2 separate regions of the Homo sapiens genome follow, and region 1 is linked to region 2. Evidence: chromatin loops called from intact Hi-C (ENCODE). Cell type or tissue: heart left ventricle. All regions are shown on one strand. Links, peaks and the distances in the headings refer to the core of each region. The heading gives the core; the rest is flanking DNA.

The links. Hi-C counts contacts between places; a loop is a spot of excess contacts. Peaks named below come from ENCODE experiments on the same cell type or tissue, not always from the same donor. Only the 100,000 strongest peaks of a DNase experiment are listed, where the experiment ranks them.
Region 1: it touches region 2 in a loop (3-fold over the local background); 6 of 110 quality-filtered maps call a loop at or near these places.

The regions. Positions count from the first base shown.
Region 1 is chr3:107,737,086-107,746,431 of GRCh38, reverse strand. BBX (BBX high mobility group box domain containing) reads right to left here. Exons shown (of 18, transcript NM_001142568.3): 8 at 1,722-1,802. Among named protein-coding and RNA genes, the nearest start is that of LINC00635, 140 kb to the left of the region's middle. In heart left ventricle, for the core only: a CTCF peak has its summit at 4,948 (motif pointing right); no DNase peak of the experiment used is centred there.
Region 2 is chr3:107,425,749-107,435,094 of GRCh38, reverse strand. It overlaps LINC01990 (long intergenic non-protein coding RNA 1990), which reads right to left and starts at 4,165. Exons shown (of 3, transcript NR_110039.1): 1 at 4,137-4,165. RefSeq lists an enhancer at 2,970-3,159 and a silencer at 3,370-3,619. In heart left ventricle, for the core only: a CTCF peak has its summit at 4,999 (motif pointing right); DNase peaks (open chromatin) are centred at 3,304, 3,774, 5,064 and 5,584; H3K4me3 peaks cover 3,609 bases; H3K27ac peaks cover 3,479 bases.

The sequences.
Region 1 (9,346 bases), core at 733-8,732, 310 kb before region 2:
CCAAGTGTTCTGAAGACATTCAAGGATAAAATTTTAGAACTTTTCTTGGTCAAACCATGAATCTTATCATTTCAAGTGACCACCATGTGCAAGTATGACAGAATGCAAAAATGAACCCAGAGAAATCTTCCTGTAATCTTAGGAATTATAAACTCAGTACAACTTATTTCAGACATCACTTTTCATCCCTACCAACCCTCTATAAAAGTTAGAAAAAAATAAACAATTTATATAAGGGGAAATACACAAATATTGTAGGTTATACCTAAATACAATATATTCCTTTAAGAATTAAATCAAGCAGTGAACAAAATAGAACCAGTGTTACAATCCATCCAATTTTGTGAAAAGTATCTCAGAAGTTCTAAAAAAAGGGGGAGGGGGATGTTATTATAAATTAAGATAAAGATTTCAATTAATAACATAAATAGGAGCTCCTGGAGATAGAGACCTTTTATATAAAAGCAATAGGATCAGGGATCTCTCTGGATCTTAGATATGCTGTTAGAAGCCACAAAAATGTACACATGCTAACATATCCAAAATTTCCTGTGAAATTTTAGAGGTATCATTAGATCTTTAGAGGTTCAAGGATCATCTCTTAAGCCGTTCTGCTTTCAAAGTTGGGACCAATCTTATTTAACATGTTTATAACTGCTTTTGACAAAAAAGAGTGCAGGCTGAGCATGGTGGCTCATGCCCTGTAATCCAGTACTCTGACGGGCTGAGGTGGGACGATCGCCTGAGATCACTAATTCAAGAACAGCCTGGGCAACATAGTGAGACCCTGTTTAAAAAAAAAAATTAGTTGGGCATGGTGGCATGTGCCTGCAGTCCTAGCTATCAGGAGGCTGAGACAAGCGGATCCCTTGAGCCCAGGAGTTTCAGGTTACAATGAGCTATGATCATGCTGCTGCACTCTAGCCTGGATGACAGATTGAGACTCTCTCTTAAAAAAAAATAAAAAACAAAAAATGTTCCCCCTGTATAAAACTGTAAAACAGTTGGGCAAACACCAGGAAGGATGACAGTGGTGAAGAATGTGTAGTCAAAGACAATTCAAATGATCAAGGAAAGACCAGGTGGCTTAAAGTTTAAGAAAAAAATGTATCAGTGAGGGCTCATATTGAGTTCCAGAGTAAATTAAGATATTCTGAGCAGTCTTAAACTTTAGACTTGATATCAAGGACAATGTGCTTTTATACACCATCTCTTTGAACCAGTGTCAAGAGACCTATTGAGCTGAACAAGTCTGACAAAAGAAGACTTTGAAAACTGCCAACCTCATGCTAAAGTTTCAATTAAGATGAAAGTGCACTAAAAAAAGAAAAGAAAAAGAAATGCATAGATTAGCTGCATAGCCAATAACCATGAGCTGATTTTGTCTTCTGTTTTATCAAATAAACACATCAACAAATGACTAAATTCTAATAGTAATTCAATATATTCTTAACCTTACTATCCATGAGTAAAAATTAGTAATGAGGTTAATAATATTTAGTATGACTTTAATGATAAGCTTCTATAAACGCATAAATGTAGTTATTTCTTAATTAAGAACTCTAGAGACCCAAAATATCTTTTCCAAAATTTGATTCTATTTTCCCACTTATGGTTGAGCTGAGTAGAGTTCTTCATTGCTTTCAGTTACTGTTATCAGCCCCAATTTAAGCCCACTTTACAATTTCCTCATTAGTTAAGTATCAATTGTAATATATTACCTCGGCAAACTGAAACAATGGTGACTTCTGACGTAATTCAGGAGATTCTGAAACATCAGGCCTGCATGTGCCAGAGGATACCTGAAACAAAGAAAGATATCATATTTTCTTTTGTACTATTTACTGTGTTAGGTAAACATTTAATGCTCTATCTTCATTTGCGATCTTTATTATCAACAACAGTTACAGAAACATCACTTTTTAATCAAGTATTTTTCTCAGGATATACATTTCCTCTTTTATCTCAATGCTAACATTGACCCACTTTTGCATTTGCTTTGTGACAACTGCTTTGGTAGTCAACTGTTATTCAAAAGTCATAGGAAGCTTAGAATGTTAGAGAGGGAAGGATTTCATTATTCCTGTGATCTAAACCTCTCACTTTTCAAAGAGGAAGAAACTTTGACACTTCCTCTCCCAATGCTAAAAAATCCCATCTTTATTAAACACTGATCACCACAAGATGTAAATATTTATTTATTGTACATCCTCTCCCAGAGACTTTATTTAATGCATTATCCCCAACACTGCCTGGGCACAATGTAGATACTCAACAAGTATTTGTGGAGTGAACTAATGAAAGCTGACAACAGTTCTCTTAACCCCAATTCAGTGTGATTCCTTCCCACTTTTCCTGAATAATGAAGTTAGAGAGTCTAGGGGGAAAAATAATCTTTCACTTTAAAGAAAAAAATGAAAGTTACAAATACTTTTTAATAACTTGTTTTCTGATTACAAAATAATCCAAGTTCACTGTTAAAAATCTGAAAAAAAAAAAAAAAAAAAAAAAAACCACTAAAACAAAGAAGAAAAATCACCTACAATGTTACCTCCCAAAGATAAGTACTGTTAATACTCTTATATATTCTTCCAGTTGTGTAATTTTTTAACAAAAATAGAATATTCTACCACAGTTACAGAATGTTCTTTTTTAAAAAAACTTTAATATTAATTTTTCTGCATCACTAAGTCTTCTCTAGTGTAATTTTAATAGCTGCATGTGATTATATTTGATGGATAAATCCTATGGAAAGAGCTACTAGTTACCCAGATTATGCTCCTAAAAACAGTTTCTCACTGACCCTCTTAAGACATTGAGGACGTGTTTCTCTAACAATGTCACAGGCCACTGGGCAGGAGCAAACATTTGAAATTTTAATTGTCACCTTTGGATTTTAAAGAGTAATGGTCACCTTCTCCCAGAGATAAGCACATTAGTGAAGGTGCAGAAGCTTTTATTAATTTGCCACCTGTGGTTTGGCTGCAAAGCCTGACTCTCTTATTGTCACTATTTGATATGCTGTGCCAAATGTCCCACCAAGGAGACACAAAATGAATTAAAAAGGCCAACAAATCCTGAAATTCGTAGCCACAAAAAATTGAGAACTCCTTTATTGGTAGGAATACCAGAACAAAATATATCTTTATAATTTAGAGGTATTTTAAAAAAATCAACTTCTCTGCTTTATCAAAAAATATATTTTTGGCTCCTAGATTATTTGGTAAATAATCAAAATTTTACTTACATTCAAGCTTAGGACTTTTTGAAAATTATAAAATGTCTTCATAAAACTTTAATAAAACAGGTGTGCATAAGACAGAAATCTATAAAATATATTTGGAATTAAACGTATTATTATTTAGAGTTGCTCCACTGCATAAAGTCTATATGACATACATGCTTATTTCAGATCCCACAATTCACAAGAAATAGTGACCATTTATGAGGAGGTAAATTACCCTATGGCTTAGAGTTCACATTAACAGCATGAAGAAAATTCAACTTTCTTTTAAGTGTCATTTATAGATTATTTGGCCACGACAACACATCAAGTCAGAAAGTTTAAAAGTTCAATAATACTGTTTGCAAATCTTTAGGATGGATGGTCTTATATAAAACTTCCTATATGAACACATAATTATGAAGGCATCTATAATCCTGTACATGGTTTGTCAATTTTAGCATGCAATCAAATAAGTCTACACATGTTTGTGCTTATCATGCTCCTGACAAAGAGGGGGTGGCACAATGAATATCTATTAACTTAATTCTCTCCATATGTATGTGAATAGGAAGAATCTCAGTGACCTGGCCAGGAGTACAACAAATGCTATCCAATGGCTAAAATAACAGTAATAGAATCACTAATGCTGTGGATTTTACTCTAGTGGACCATGTCCTCTCTTAAAACCTAGTTATTCTTACTTTAAAGCATTACGGATTTAGCATACATCTTCAGTATAGTATAGTGGAAACAGCACAAAATTAGGAGCCAGGAGAATTGGGAGAGTACTAAGCTATGTAGTTAGCTGACTTGGTTAGCTGACCCTCTAGTCCACAAAAGAATAGAGGCAGCGTATCAGAAGGGGCCAAGAGGGCCGACAAAAAAAAAAAAGAAAAAGGAGGGTTGGGAAGGAAAGAAACAATGCCAGCAGCAGGATAAGACAGAAGGAGAAGACAGAAAAGCTGTAAAGAACAGATACAAATGTTTCATAAAGCACTAGAGTCTGTCTAAAACAAATTGAATAGGGAAAACAGCCCCCAAATTTCTCAAGAAGGCATCAGCTCAATGCAATAATTATTTACAACTATAATTCTAAGTTGTCAACGTAAGAAAAATTGTAAAATATATCATTTATTAAGAAGGCAGAAATCTGTGTGATACAGGTTAGACATATTTCTTCTGGGGATCTAAAATCTCAAAATATAAAAATGGTTCAATGACATGGCAAATATAAATATGAAGAATTCATTATTGAGTACTTGATAAGTAAGGCAACCCATAAAATGTATATATCTGTGGATACACTGATCTACACATGAATTTGATAAAGAAATAAGAAATTCTATCTATATAAAAGGGAGAGAATACTTCCCACAAAAGGCTCCCATTTGAGTAATGTCATTATTCAGAAGGTTCTAGATGTTGTGAAATGTTTAAAATATTGTGCCATATCATTGTGATGTCTGCATTTAAAGTACTTCACTTATTTTTATTAGGTGGGCCACACTTTTTATGGATAAACATCAATTCTGTAATATCTATTCCTATGCTAGAGCCAGTTTACTTTCTAAATACAAAATAGTCAAAGATATTTGTTCGTTAATTAAGAGGAAAGAAAAAATATTAAATAAGTAGTGGTTATTTAATAAGGGAGAAAAAAACCCAAGAAGCTGTTTCTAGAAATAGTCTCTGAAATAATCGATAAAGCCACTAGGTGTTGCTATATGCCCAAAAACAAAAATAGCTAACGGGATTTTTGTTAAGTACATATTCATTTGATTTCCCCAAATTCAATCCTCTCTTTGATTTAGTTATAATTCTCAATAACCATGGAAGGGGAGTGATTAGTATAATTAAGAATTACAATAATGCAGTTTTTTTCACAGGAGCAATTCACATAGTGAAATTGAATACATAAAAAAGTGAACTGGCCTCCTGATATAAAACAAGATCAAGCCAGTTACATGCATTGTGAGTAGTGTGGAAAGCTAGGTTGTTATCATGAGCCTGTCCTTACTTTGCAAAACACAGGACCACAACCATGCACTGCCGGCATGAACACACGGTCAACAAAAGGAGTATTGCACTGGTAGTATCTGAGCCATACGTTCCTACCCTTGCTAATTCAAACATTTATTGATTACTCACTCATTCAACAAATATTTAATAGGCACCTATGACATGCCAGACACAAAGACTGCTACTTTCAAGAAGCTTGTATTCTACTTGTATCTAGTATGTGTTAGGGAATAAAATGATGACCAAAGGAAATGTGCCTAAGCCTTAGTTGCTTGCAACTCATATGCAGGGGACAGCAACATCATATACAAAAATGTAAGTGCATAATGGTAGAATATTACAAGGTCTACAGGAGGACGGAGAGGCAGCCTTCACTCTGTGTGGGAACAGGTGGAAGATAGATAACATCTAAGATACACCTTAGGAAAACCAGTTCTCTCACAAGTGTAGAAATGATACGGTAACAGGAGGTGGGAAAGTATGAAGGTAAGAACACAGTGTGTTTGAGAGAGTGACTTTCTCAGTGTGGCTGAAGAATAAGATGCATTGGAGTATAGTGGGAGAATCTGAATTCTACATGAAGAAGTTTGAAAATTGGGCTGGAGGCAGTGAGGAGCCAGCCAAGATTTTCAGTCAGAGAGATGTGTAGTCAGGTAATTCTGTCAGTGGAGTGCAGGGTGACGCTGTCTGGGGATGACTGGAGGCAGGAGGCTAATTAGAAGATTAAGGAAATAAGCCATTTGAGATGTGAGACTCCAACTGAATCAAAGATGGTAACTGCCAGGCTTCAGTAATTGTCTGGAAAGATGTCAGAGCTGAGGGAAAGGGGTCAGAAACACAATGCCTGTGTTTCCAAGGTAAGTTAAAGCTTTCACTGAAAGAGGAAATTTGAGAGATGGAAGGAGGTTTGGAAGGAGGCAGTGAGTGTCTTTTATGAGAAGAGATGGTTTTGGGGTAGAGGATTCCATCTGAGAGTTAAAGGAGAAGCTGGTTACTAACGCACTGCACTCGGCTACCTGACACAAGCGGTGCACTACATCTGAGAAGAGTCCTGGGCCGCCACGGGGGGCATAACCCAACAGCACCACATAGAGTTGAGCTCTCCCACAAGCAGAATACATGTCGAGTCATCTGGCTAAATGGAAGAACACATCCTTGGTTTTACTCAGGGCATCAGGGCTGCTGGAGTATGGATTTTACCCCATGAGTCAAGTTCTCCTAACATTATAATCTGTGTGGCTGAGCACTAGTATGAAAGTCCAGAACAGACTCCAGGCCAGTTGTAAAAATAACTGCAGTAGCAATTGAGATAACTCCGATCACCTTTCTGCCTCAGTTTCCTCATTTGATAAAGTAGGTACAATGCCACTCTGTCTACTTGCCTTCTTCACAGTAAACTGTGAGAATAAAATGCAACAGTGTACATCAATGTGCTCTCCAACAACCACCTAATTGACAATAACCACACCTCTCTTGTGAAGGATGCCTCCTTTATCTTCCTGCTCTCCACCCTTCTCTTTCGAGCCCAGCTCTCTTTCTGCCCACCTTCCACTCTACCTTTGCCTTCATCTCTGAGAGCCCAACGAGCATACTCAATTTCATCAACGCAGCTTAGGGACTTACGGAGGATGTGTGATTTGTCAATCAAGCTGGGTAAAAGGACCCAATTATCTGGGCTTGAGCCCCACAGTGGACAGATGGTAGAGGCTGGGTTCTACCATTGGATTTGGATGGGCAGGTCCAGCCAAAGTGGGCAGTGAAGAGTGACATAAAGGGGGAGCCACCCAAGAAAAGAGGAAGCTCAGAGAGCCCATTTCCTTTTCAGTGTAGAATTTAAATAAAGTAAGCTATAAAACTATGAGAAGGGAATAAAAGTTTTGATGAGGTTCAGGTAGGAACTGGGGCAAGGAGTTTGGAATTCAATGGATTAAAGTATTCTGGAATAGTCAAATTTAGCAGCCTAAAGGAGGCACATATCTAATTAATTCAAATACACCAACAAGCAGGAACATATAAATAGCCTCATTTCATTGATGTTAGAAATTAGAATAAAGAAAGTGAAAAGTTTCCATTTTATTTAAATCTGTATTTGTTTAAAATTGTTAAAAACTCAGCATTTAAGATGTGGACATAATCATTCCTTTATCCAACAAATATTGGTAAAATTCAACCTTTCTGTGTCTCAGATTTTTGCCTATCTCATCATTTAATGAAAAACAATGTGGGTGTAATTCTAGTATTATGAATTCCTCATTCTACGACCTTTGAGAAGTTATTTCACCTCTCTGACCTAGTTTCCTCATTTACAAAATGGGGAAAATAATAAACCAGCCTCAGAGGGTTCTTGAGAGAATGAGATACTCAATGTCAACTGTGAACACAGTGCCTGGCCCCAGAAAGCACTCACAAAATGCCCCTGCTCTGGCAGTGATGAGCTTCAGTAAGGGTGCAGCACAGGACACAGGACACAGGACACAGGAGAAGTGGCCAGAGCTAAGGTTGGATTGTCAGAGGCTGAATCACCAAGGCCCCTGCGTGCTGCAAGAAGACTGAAGCTAGTCCTCCGGCGTTGGAATCCCAGTTCTGCCACTTTGTAGCCTCACCATCGTGGGCTGTTACTTTACCCTTCTCTGCCTCTGTTTCCTCACCTAATGGTAAATATTTACTTATAAGGTAAATAAGACTTAACTCACAAAATTGTTACAAGGATTAAGAGTTAGTCTTACGGAATACACTTAAGAATTGAGCCTTGGAGGCAATGTTCAATACATGTTAGTTGTGATATAATAACAACTATTCTCCAGGCAAGTGGGTAGACCTGCTGCAGTTTAAATCTTGTCATTGTTCTTGATCCCAAGTTTCTTAGTCTTCTAGAGACAATACTTACATATAATACAATAAGAAAATTTTTTAAAATATGACTTTTATTATACAGTTTATAATAAATTATAAAACTAAATATAATCAGTGTTGTAAGGTATGAAACTAACAATATGGGATATAAGAGATTAGAATAAACAGAGAATTGAATATGGCTCAAGAAATCATGAAGGACTTCCTGGAGGAGGTGACAGATTGATATTACAAACTTACAAGGCAAAATATATTTATTACAGGTTCAGTATCCCCAATCCAAAAATCTGAAATGCTCAAAAAAATCTGAAACCTTCTGAGTGCCAACATAATGCTAAAGGGAAATGCTCACTAGAGCATTTCAGATCTCAATTTTTTGGATTTGGGATGCCCAAAAGGTAAGGATCATACAAATAGTTAAAAAAAAAAAAAAAAAAAAAAAAAAAAAACTGGAACTCTGAAGTACTTCTGGTCCCAAGCGTTTTGAATAAGCAATATTTAACCTATATTTTTGGATTTTAAGAAATCTTGATGCATAAGCTGTAAACATTTTAAAATAGGCAGATCATGGTGAACAAACGAAAATCAATGTGATTTCCTTTTAAGCTAGAAGTATCATGTGAAGAATTTGCTATATCTAAAAACTTGAACCTTAAGACAATATCAGCTTCAGGCTGTCTGGTTTGTTCCCTGACATGCCTTACACATACAAGGCATTCAATAAACACTTGTCATGTAATTAAATATAAGAAAAGATGGCACACAGTTCAGCACTGTTCAATTCTCAGAGAACACGACCTTTACAGTCCTTTTATGGAGGTGTGCCATCATCTATTAGCATCTTCTCCACTAATCTGACACTAACTCAGCTACTCTGCTGACTTTGGACTTCCTATACTGATTTTTCCCAGATATTAAAAAATTGTCTCCTTCTTGAGCACCTGATGATAAAGATAGTAAATTACAACGGTAATTTCTGCTAAGTTTTCAATAGACAAGAACTCTCTCTCTCTCTCTCTCTCTCTCTCTGTGTGTATGTATGCATGTTGCTGGTAAAGCGTATCAGCCTGTGGGAGAAATGTCTGATATAATTTAAACTTGCAAGTTGAATATGAAATGCCTAGAATAACTAATGGCAATAATATATACCTACAAGAATTATTTGCAGGAGAGTTAAAAGTGCCTTACAGCTTTTATTTAATTAATCTTCACTGTAGCCTTGAGATTTGAAGGCAAGCAGGTATTATT
Region 2 (9,346 bases), core at 714-8,713:
AGCTGTTTTGAAGGCCTTATCTACTCTATTGCTCCATTAATTGTCTCTAACCCTCAACAACTTGTACTGTCACCAATGGGGAAGAATGTAGGGACCTCCTTCCCTAATAAATGTAAACAGCATACATACAATTATAATTTAGCTAAAAGCATTAATACAAATGGAAAGAGCAAATACAGGGGTTGATTGACAAAGTGACTAAAGCTGATACGAGCTCACCAAAAGGAGAGACAGAAGGTTGAACTGTGATAAGCTAGAACTGGAAGGTCCTGGATCCATGGATATTTAAACTATTTGCTCAGTTCAGTTTAGAACAATTCAACAGATTCTATGTGTTGGGAACTGGGACATAGTGTTAGGTCCCCGGATTACAAGGTGTCTGAAAGTCAGGAAACAGTGTGTACTTATATTTAAACATTATTTTAGTTACATTTTCAAATCTGCTTAGTATGTTTTTCCTCATTCTCCAGAAAAGTTTCCAGAAGTTTAAATACCTCTAAATTTAAAGTAATGGGGTAATGTGAAAAAGTATAATAAATACACTATGTTTTCCTCTGTTTTCAGATTTTTTTGACATTCCGTAGTATATGACAAATGGACATATTGCTTTAAACATACTGAAGGTATTATTTGAAAATGTAACATTCTATTTAAAGTAAGTTTAGCCTCTTTCCTAAGTTTTCAGATACACTAAACAAAGTTTACATAGACAGATTCCTCAGGAGCTCTAGTGAGAAGAGAAGGATATGGAAAAACTCCTTATACAGATTAAGGATATGGAAACAACTCATTATACAGATTAAGAGCCATAAAAGAGACTATGTAAGGAACAGAAGAGGTCTGCTGCACAAGCACGAGGTTATTGCTCTGTGGGAGGTAGCAGAGGGTCAGGAAAATTCACATGTGTGGTGCTGTCTGAGCAGAGTTTTGGGAAATGAATGGCATTTTCCAAGAGACAGGTGTGGAAGGAAGGCCAGGCAGAGGATGGGAATAATGCAAGAACACAAAGCAGGGGACAGCACTATATGTGCAGAGGACTACAGCGTGTTTAGTATTGCTTAAAGTTTGATGAGAGGCAGAATTGTGGGTGATGAAAAGTAGTAATATCATGTAATATTTTATCTGCCTTCTTCATAAGTCTAATTTTAATTTTATCCTGTAGAATGGATGGGAGATCAGCAAATGATTTTAGGTAAAGGAAATAATTTGCTCAGAGTTGTTGAGAAAAGGCAGTAGTCTGCATGGTTCTCTCTTTCTTTCTTTCTTTTGAGAGAGGGTCTCTCTGTTGCCCAGGCTGGTACACAGTGGTGCACTATGGCTCACTGCAGCCTTGACCTCCTGGGCTCAAGCAACACTCCCATCTCAGCCTCCTGAATAGCTGCACTACAGGTGCACACCACCACACCTAGGCCGGAGTGCAGTGGCATGACCATGGCTCACTGCAGCCATGAATTTATGGGTTCAAATGATCCTCCCACCTCAGCCTCCTGAGTAGCTAGGACTACAGGATGCACCACCATGCCCATTTTTTTTTCTTTTTGCAGAGATAGGGTGGGGGTGGGGCTGGGGGTTGCGGGGGGGGGAGTGATGGATTGTCTGTGTTGCTCAGGCTGGTCTTGAACTTCTACTATCCTCCTGCCTTGGCCTCCCAAAGTGCTGGGATTACAAGCATGAGCCACCATGCCTGGCCCCCATTTTCCTTTATAATATTAGCGTTCTTACCAGGTAACATGAGCAGAAATGAAATAATCGAGTTTCACACGGTTTCTCTCTCCCTCTGGGAGAGAAACTAGATTAACAGTCAAAAATCCAGAAGGCAAGCAATTTGAAGGGGAAACTAAGGATAATCAAGATTTGACTGTACACTTTTTGTAACTGTTGAATTATTTACCTTCTTTGACTCCTCCTGGACTGAGCCAATGTAGTCTGGATAGTAGAAAGGACCTTAGCCAAGAAACCAGGAACAGCCTCTCTGAATCTCTTTCTGCAATTGTGTGTTTCCAGAAAAATTGCTTCTTTGAGTTTGTTTTCTGATCAGGAAAATGAGGAAGTTTGATTACATCAAGGCTTCTCAAGTTCTAATTCTATCACATTCACCTAAGGTGGTTCCAAAATATACAGATTCCCAGATCTGACTGAAGGACACATTGTAGAGGTTGGGCTGAGGTCTCTGTATCAGACTGGGCGTAAAGTGTAATGTCCTGTCCTGCCACTTATTAACTGGGTGACCTAGAGTAAGTTACTTCATGACTCGTATATTTCTCATAGGTAAAGCAGGGATGATAATATCTCTACTTCATATGTCCCCGGGAGGGTAAAATGATAGAATCCTTTTTAAGTAGCAAGTATATTGCCTGTCACATATTAATCATTCAACAGATGTTATATATTATTTGTATAGCCCACAGTATTCACTGTGTGTGTGTGTGTGTGTGTGCGCGCGCGCGTTTGGTGCAAGGTAGACGATCCATAAGTATCTGCTGCGTAAATAAAAGTTGTTTTTTTTTTTTTAGCAACTTCTTTTGTTCTCAGATCTGAAATGATTAGCCCAGGAATTACTTCCCTAAAAAGGTAAAGCTAGTTTGAGAGAACTGCTTAAATGTGGCGCTCAATCTTTGCTATCTTAGACTGAGAGCCTCATGATAATTAAAAAATAATTTAAAGATGAAAGTCCTACTAGAGTGGGCGAGCTGATTACGAAAAGGAATGAGCCTCAGAGACTGTTAGCCGGATCCAGCCGGCCACTGCGTAATCCACTCCAGTGACTCTCACCTAGGTGCGCATCTCCATTTTATCTCACAAGATGCCGTGAAATTCTCAAAGTCATTGTAACTACAATTGATTTTGAATCACAAAAAAAGCAATATTCCATTTTCCGTGTTGTTGACCAAGCAGAAAACAGAACGTAACTTTTAAAACGCTTGAAAATCAGGGCTATCAAAAATAGAGAACTTCTATTCGCCATGAACTCGCTGATGCAAACAATCAACGCACACTGAACCGTGTGTTTTTCTGGGTGGTGGTGGTCCCTCGCCAAATAGTCAGCGTTTGGTTCTCCGCGTCTGTAGCGAGAGGAGTTACAGTTTGGTACCGGCAGGGAGGAAATCGCCTCGCAATCTCTGGAGGTGGCCTCCTAGAAAGATCGCCGGGAGGGGAGGAGCCCCGATTGTCCTGGAAGAAAAGCATGGCCCCATCCGGGAAGTCACAGCTTGCCGGGAGCCCAGGGCTGGCGGCTCTGGGTCCTGGAGGTGGCAGACGGCGGAGCAGCCGGCCTCGTAGCCCGGGCCTGCGCGCCTGGCAAGGGGCTCAGTGTGTGCGAGTGAAAGACGCACACCGGGCGGACCTGCGTGGGCTTCGGCCTCGCCCCGCCGCGCGCGGGGTTGCGGCTGAACCTGACCAGGGCTCATCCCTGCCCGGCGAGGGTAAGGGCGGCCCGGGATCCGCTGCTGCTCGGATGGGAGCCGCTCGGGGCCGGGATCCCTGGGCCTTGCGGGGGCGCGGCAGCCCCTCCCCCCGGAGCCCGCGCTTCCGCCCGAGCCCCGGCGGCGGCGGCGGTGACCGTGGCCCCGCCGCGCCTTCCGCCTGGGAGCTGCCGCCGCCCGCCCGCGCCCTTGTGCACCGCGCCCACAGGCCGCGGGAACCCAGAGCGCCCGGGCCCAGGGGCCTCTGCCGCGCGACTGAGACGCACTCCGAGCTGGACGTGTGGAAGGTTCGGCCAGCTCGGCGTTTCGCCCCCGCTGGGGATGGGCCACTGGGCACCTGCAGCCACCCAAGAGCGGGGAGTTGGCCGGGCCCTGGCCAGGGGCCGCCGCCACAGCGTACTGGCAGGGAGAACAGAGCTAGCTAAGCCTCCTTCCTCTCCCAGATTCCCAGGGAAACTGGACAGCCCGACGCCCAGAGCGGACGGGCGAGAGCCCCTGAGGTGCCAAGTGGACCCCGGTTCTGCTGCTGCCACTGGCCGATTGGGGACGCCGGCACTTGCGCTGTGGGCGTGTGGTGGGGCATTTCCGTTATCCTCTCGAAGACACCCCGCCACTATTCCTGCTCAAACAAGCACAGTCTGGTGTGCAAGCCGACCGTACCTCCTCCCCTCCCTCCTTTCTTGCACGCACCTTCGTTCGTCTATCTATTCTTACCTTCTTCCCCAGAGCGCCAAGACAAATGTGGACAAGAGTGAAGAAGTTAGGATACTGCCAAGTGTGTGTGTATTGGGGTGGGGGGGTAGTAATAAGCGGGGAGAAAGTGATGAAAATAAAATTAGAAATCCCAGAGTATGTAGCAACACACACACACACACACACACGCACACACACACGTTCCCAGCCTGTTAGCAATCTTGGCTATGTCCAAGTGGAAGCAAATTTTAATGCTCGGTCTCAGAAGAAAATTTCACATATACAGGCTTCAGAGGTAACGGGGTAACCGATAGCTTCCTTTTACTTCTCGGCATTTATTTTTGCTTTTCTGAAGCATAGTCCTATGTTTATTAAAGGGACCACAGGAGTACACGCTGTTTGAAAGCCATTCCTGGACACCACTGAGGCCGGCTTCCCAGGGAGCCTTTGTCGCCTCTGCAGCAGAGGTCACTGGACTCTCCTCAAGGTGTAATGTGAGGGAACAGGTGCCTCGGGGGCTTGGGAAAACACCACGCTGTGCTCTGATGTGTGTCCCCATCCCGGGAGAAGGCAAGTGCTTTGCATAAGGACCAGATGGGTTGCTGAATAGGGAGGTGGAAAACAAATAGACCCTTGGGTGTATCTTGAACCCCTTCAACACCCCCCCTTCCCCACTCCCCGCCTTCACCGAAGCAGTGTCAGAGTCCTCTTCGATCCAGCATGCTCTCCTACAATGGCGAAAAACTGCATTAAAACGAGGCAGTCGGAGCTGACTGCGGAAACCCATGTTCTTAGAGAGTCGTCTGGCTACTGCGTAGTCCTGGAATATTCTTTTTTTCAAAAGGCCTCTTCCAGTTGATTCCAACCGGGTTCGGGTTATTGTTCTCACCACCGATAGGGGGCAGCAGGTGTCCTGCGATGCCCCGGGGATGTGCGCGCAGACTGCCCTGCTGTCCCCGGGAATCCGACTACACTGAACGTTTGGGGCAGAAGCAGGAGCTGCTGCCTCTAAGTCCACCGCAGCAGCTGCCGGGACTTGGGCCTCCCAGCCTGGGCGCCTGGGGGGGGCTTGCCCTGTGCAAAGGGTGGGCGAAACCATCTGTGCACCAAGCCTGCCCCTAAACTTAGCGTACAGCATAGATAAATAAACTCAGTTGTATGCAAATGCTATAATTAAAATATACAGTCATTTGAAAGTACTGTAGGCTCTATTGGAGTTTTTAATTGTTTTTGAGTTTTCTCAATCAGTAGAGAATTTAAAAATACGGCTATCACAGTCTGTTTGGAGGGTGGTGGTCTGTTACGTTGAATTTTAAAAGGGCGTCTGTCCCTAGAAGTTGGGAACTACTGATCCACAGAATCGTTTGATAACCGTGGTAAAGATTCCGAGGCATCTCGGAAGGGAAACTGGGAGGACTGAGCTAGTCCTAGCAGGGTGTGTGTCCGCCCGCGCCGCGAGGCGTGGGCAACACAGCCCCATCCCGGGAGCGCGGAGCTATGGCAGCTGGGATTGGTTCAGATCGAGAGTCCTGAGGGGCTGGGATTTCCTGAAAACCTACTTCACTTGGTAAGCCAGAGCGCTTGAGTTTTCGGAATTCCCGAGGAAAGGTTCTATATATTCTCCAAATCCACATTTTCTCAGATATAAGCACTTTTTCCCTAAATTAAAAATATATTTGGGGTTTGTGGAGCAGTAATTTTTTTGGAAGAAAGAAAAATCCAATGTAAAAATGTAGAGACTAGCTATTATAGTCATCTCTAAATAGATTTTTGAAGTGATAACGGCTAAATTATCCAAATGAAAAAAAATGTGTAATAGTAGTAACAAGGCTGTGCCCCTACTTTATGAATCTCACGCACAATTAAAAACTCTAATCCCTGAAATACCTTTGGAAGGGAGGGAAGGATTACAGACTAATTATAGGATTTATAACACAACACTAAGATGTTTTCATTTTATTACAATAATGAACAAAACATTGATGATATCTACTTTTAATGTAATTCTTCCAACATCATAACAGATTTTAGAAATGCAACCATAACCACTAGAGAAGGGAAGAATTTCAATAGCACACTAAATTGTCAGAAATTTCATTAACATGGAAAGTTCATATCATGATGTCAGAATATAGACTCTCTTCAAATTAATGATGAATACTAATTAAAGTCAGAACATTTGTAGGAAAGTATAAAATCTGTATCTGAGAGGGGAGAGGAGGAATTAGAGGAAGGAAAGGTCAGGGAAGTAATGTGAGTAAATCTGAGGGGGAGGATTTCCATATTGGGTTCATGATACTAAGAGAAACCAGAGGCCCAGCTGCTTCTATGGATAGCCCTACAGCTGTTGAACCGTGGGACAGAGGTCACTATGGCATTTGAGAACACAGATTATTCTTTGTGCCTAAAGATAAACCTGAACAATTTTTAAGTTTGTCAGGGACCAGCACTGTTCACCTTCAAATGTGTTGAAGGACCTGCACACTGAGCATGGGCAAGTTTTAGTCCATGTTTAAAGGAGCAAAACTATACCAAGGACCAATCACAAAAGTGTCTTTTACATTTTTTTGCCACAAATTGGCAAAAATATGAAATAATTTCAATATTGAAAGCAGTCTATGGATTTATAGCACAACTTGGTTTATTTGCTGAATAATAATGTCTATCATTTCCTGTGCCACATACCAGCTAAGCAAGGTAGATATGATTAGCTCTATTTTACATATAAGGAAACTAAGGTTCAGTGAACTTGATCGACGTGCCTACATTTACACAGCTATTAACTGGAAGGCCATTTTCTGATTTTAGAGCCCAGGCTTTTTCATTGTCTCACTGCAAACCCTAAAACTGCATGTATCCGTATAAGGGATTCAAACCTTGGATTCTCAGATATCTGATCACTGAGCAAAAATGGGAAAACTTATTTCTGTCATGATTTGAGTGACCAAAAACCAAAAGCTAAATTCAAACAAAACCAAAACCTACAGGCCACAGAGGATCTCAACCTCGAGTTTCTATATCCCAAGTGCTTTTTGGAAGTAATGATGGGGTGGGGAGGAATCTACAACCTAGTTTAAATTTTCAAAAATCTAAACAGATATTGCGTGATTACTGCAGAAAATTCTATTGTTTTTGCTTTGCCTGGCATTGCATAAAGTCAATCCAAAGTAGGAAAATAAATTTACTGTTAATAAATGTAGTTTGTTTGCTAGACAATATCTTTAATTATATTAGGTCCATGGAAGGGTTGGAAAATGATAATAATAAATGTTAAAAGGGAGGCTTTGGACATGGAAAAGAACCACTGATACTTGGCAAAATCTCGTATATTTATTCTATGTGTTATTAGTTCTGCCACTTAATAGTAGGTCTGTGATTATGAAGGAGTTGTGCTGCATTTAAGGATTTTATATTGCATTTCCACAAATATAAATGTTACCTGAAGAACACTAGTGTAAATTGGCCAACTCTAAATAATCAACACCATTCAGTCTGGGTCATAAAGCGCTGGAGGAGGAAGGGTGTGTTTGGAGATTATGAAATAGCAGGTCCCAGAGAACAGTTTCTCTAACTTCTCCTGATGGCTGCTCTTTCTCTAGTCCAGTGATTCTCAAATATTTTCGTCTTAAAGCCCCACAAAGCTTTTGTTTATGTAAGTTTATGAGGATTGCATCTATTGATACTACTGTATTAGAAATTAAAATTGGAGAAATGTTTAAAATATGTTACTTGAGTTACTTAATTTATAATAATGACAAGGCCATTACGTATTAACGTAAGTAACACATTTTAATAAAATAATAAGTGTTTTCCCAAACAAAAATTTGAGAAAAATGTTATTTTATATTTTGGAAGTCTCTTTAATATCTGGCAGCTGGATTCTCATATTAGCTTCTGCATTTTCATCTACTGTGACATGTTGTGTAGGTTAAGTACATAAGAAAATCTGTCCCCAAAGAGAAGCATCATTGAAGAAAGGAGTGTTTTCAGATAATTGTGGATAGTCTTTAATACTACTACAAAATCCTTCAAATGATAATTTCAAAAAAGTTAATTGCAATGGGGAATTTAAGTGCATATCAATAAACTTTTCATATTCTGTTACATTAAAACCCACTGGTCTATTGCTTGGATGTTTTACGCAAATCATAATACAGTGAGTGATTTGTAACAGCATGTAATGGTCACTGGGAAATTATTCCTTCACTGAATTATGCAGCTCTTCCAAATGTCTATTTCATTGTACAATATCAAAAATATCATATTCATTAGTTGTATTTCATCAGGAAATATTTTACATATTAGGATATGAATTTTCCAATATTTTAATTTTTACTTGTAAGTTCAAATAATTTTATCATTGGTTAAAAAAAATCTTGTCAATTGTTTTCCTAGAAGTGACAGGCTCACTTTGTTTATTTCTGAGAAAAAAAATCTGCCAAATATTCGAGTCTGAATAACCACAATTTGTCTTGTCAGTCAGTTGTTCTTTCAAATAAAAATGCTATTCTATAAAAAAAGTGACTAGTTCAACTTGAAACTCAATTGCACTAGTGCTTCTCCTAGACAGCCCTCGTACATCTGTGTGTAATAGAAGCACTTTACGTATCATTTCTATTTTGTCCCACAAAATATTAAAAAGACATACCCTAGAGGGTCAGGATTTAATAAATTTAGTCAAATACCTTTTTTTTTTACTGCTTTATCCAGTACATTCTTGAGTGAAACTGACTTTTTTTTTTTTTTTGCTACAATTTGATTCCACTTCCTTGCTTTGTGCCAAGACCACCACAGTTTCACCCAGCATCAGTGAAAACACTGGCAAAGTGAAAAAGGCAAATATCACCTTAGTACTTTAAAATAGTTCTAGCCTCACAGAACCCCTGAGTCTCGAGGACCTCCACAGACGCTTTGAGAACCAGTGCTCTAGTCCTACAACAGTTGTTATCTGGGTCACTCACTTGCTACTTGACTACATGCTACCTTATGTTGTTACTTGTCTTCTGCTGCCCACAAATCTAACCTCCCTAATTAGGAACCGTATTATTTATGTATGTATCCTGAGGATGGTTGAAGTGCATGGCAGGCAGTACAACTACAGTTTTTTGATGACTGATTGACTGACACATTGGAATTAGTGGTTCATGTGCACTCTTAGTTTATCGCAGATCACATCCTAGCTGGTTTTGCTTTTTTACTTATGTTACCAAGTGAAGAAATACATTTGGGGG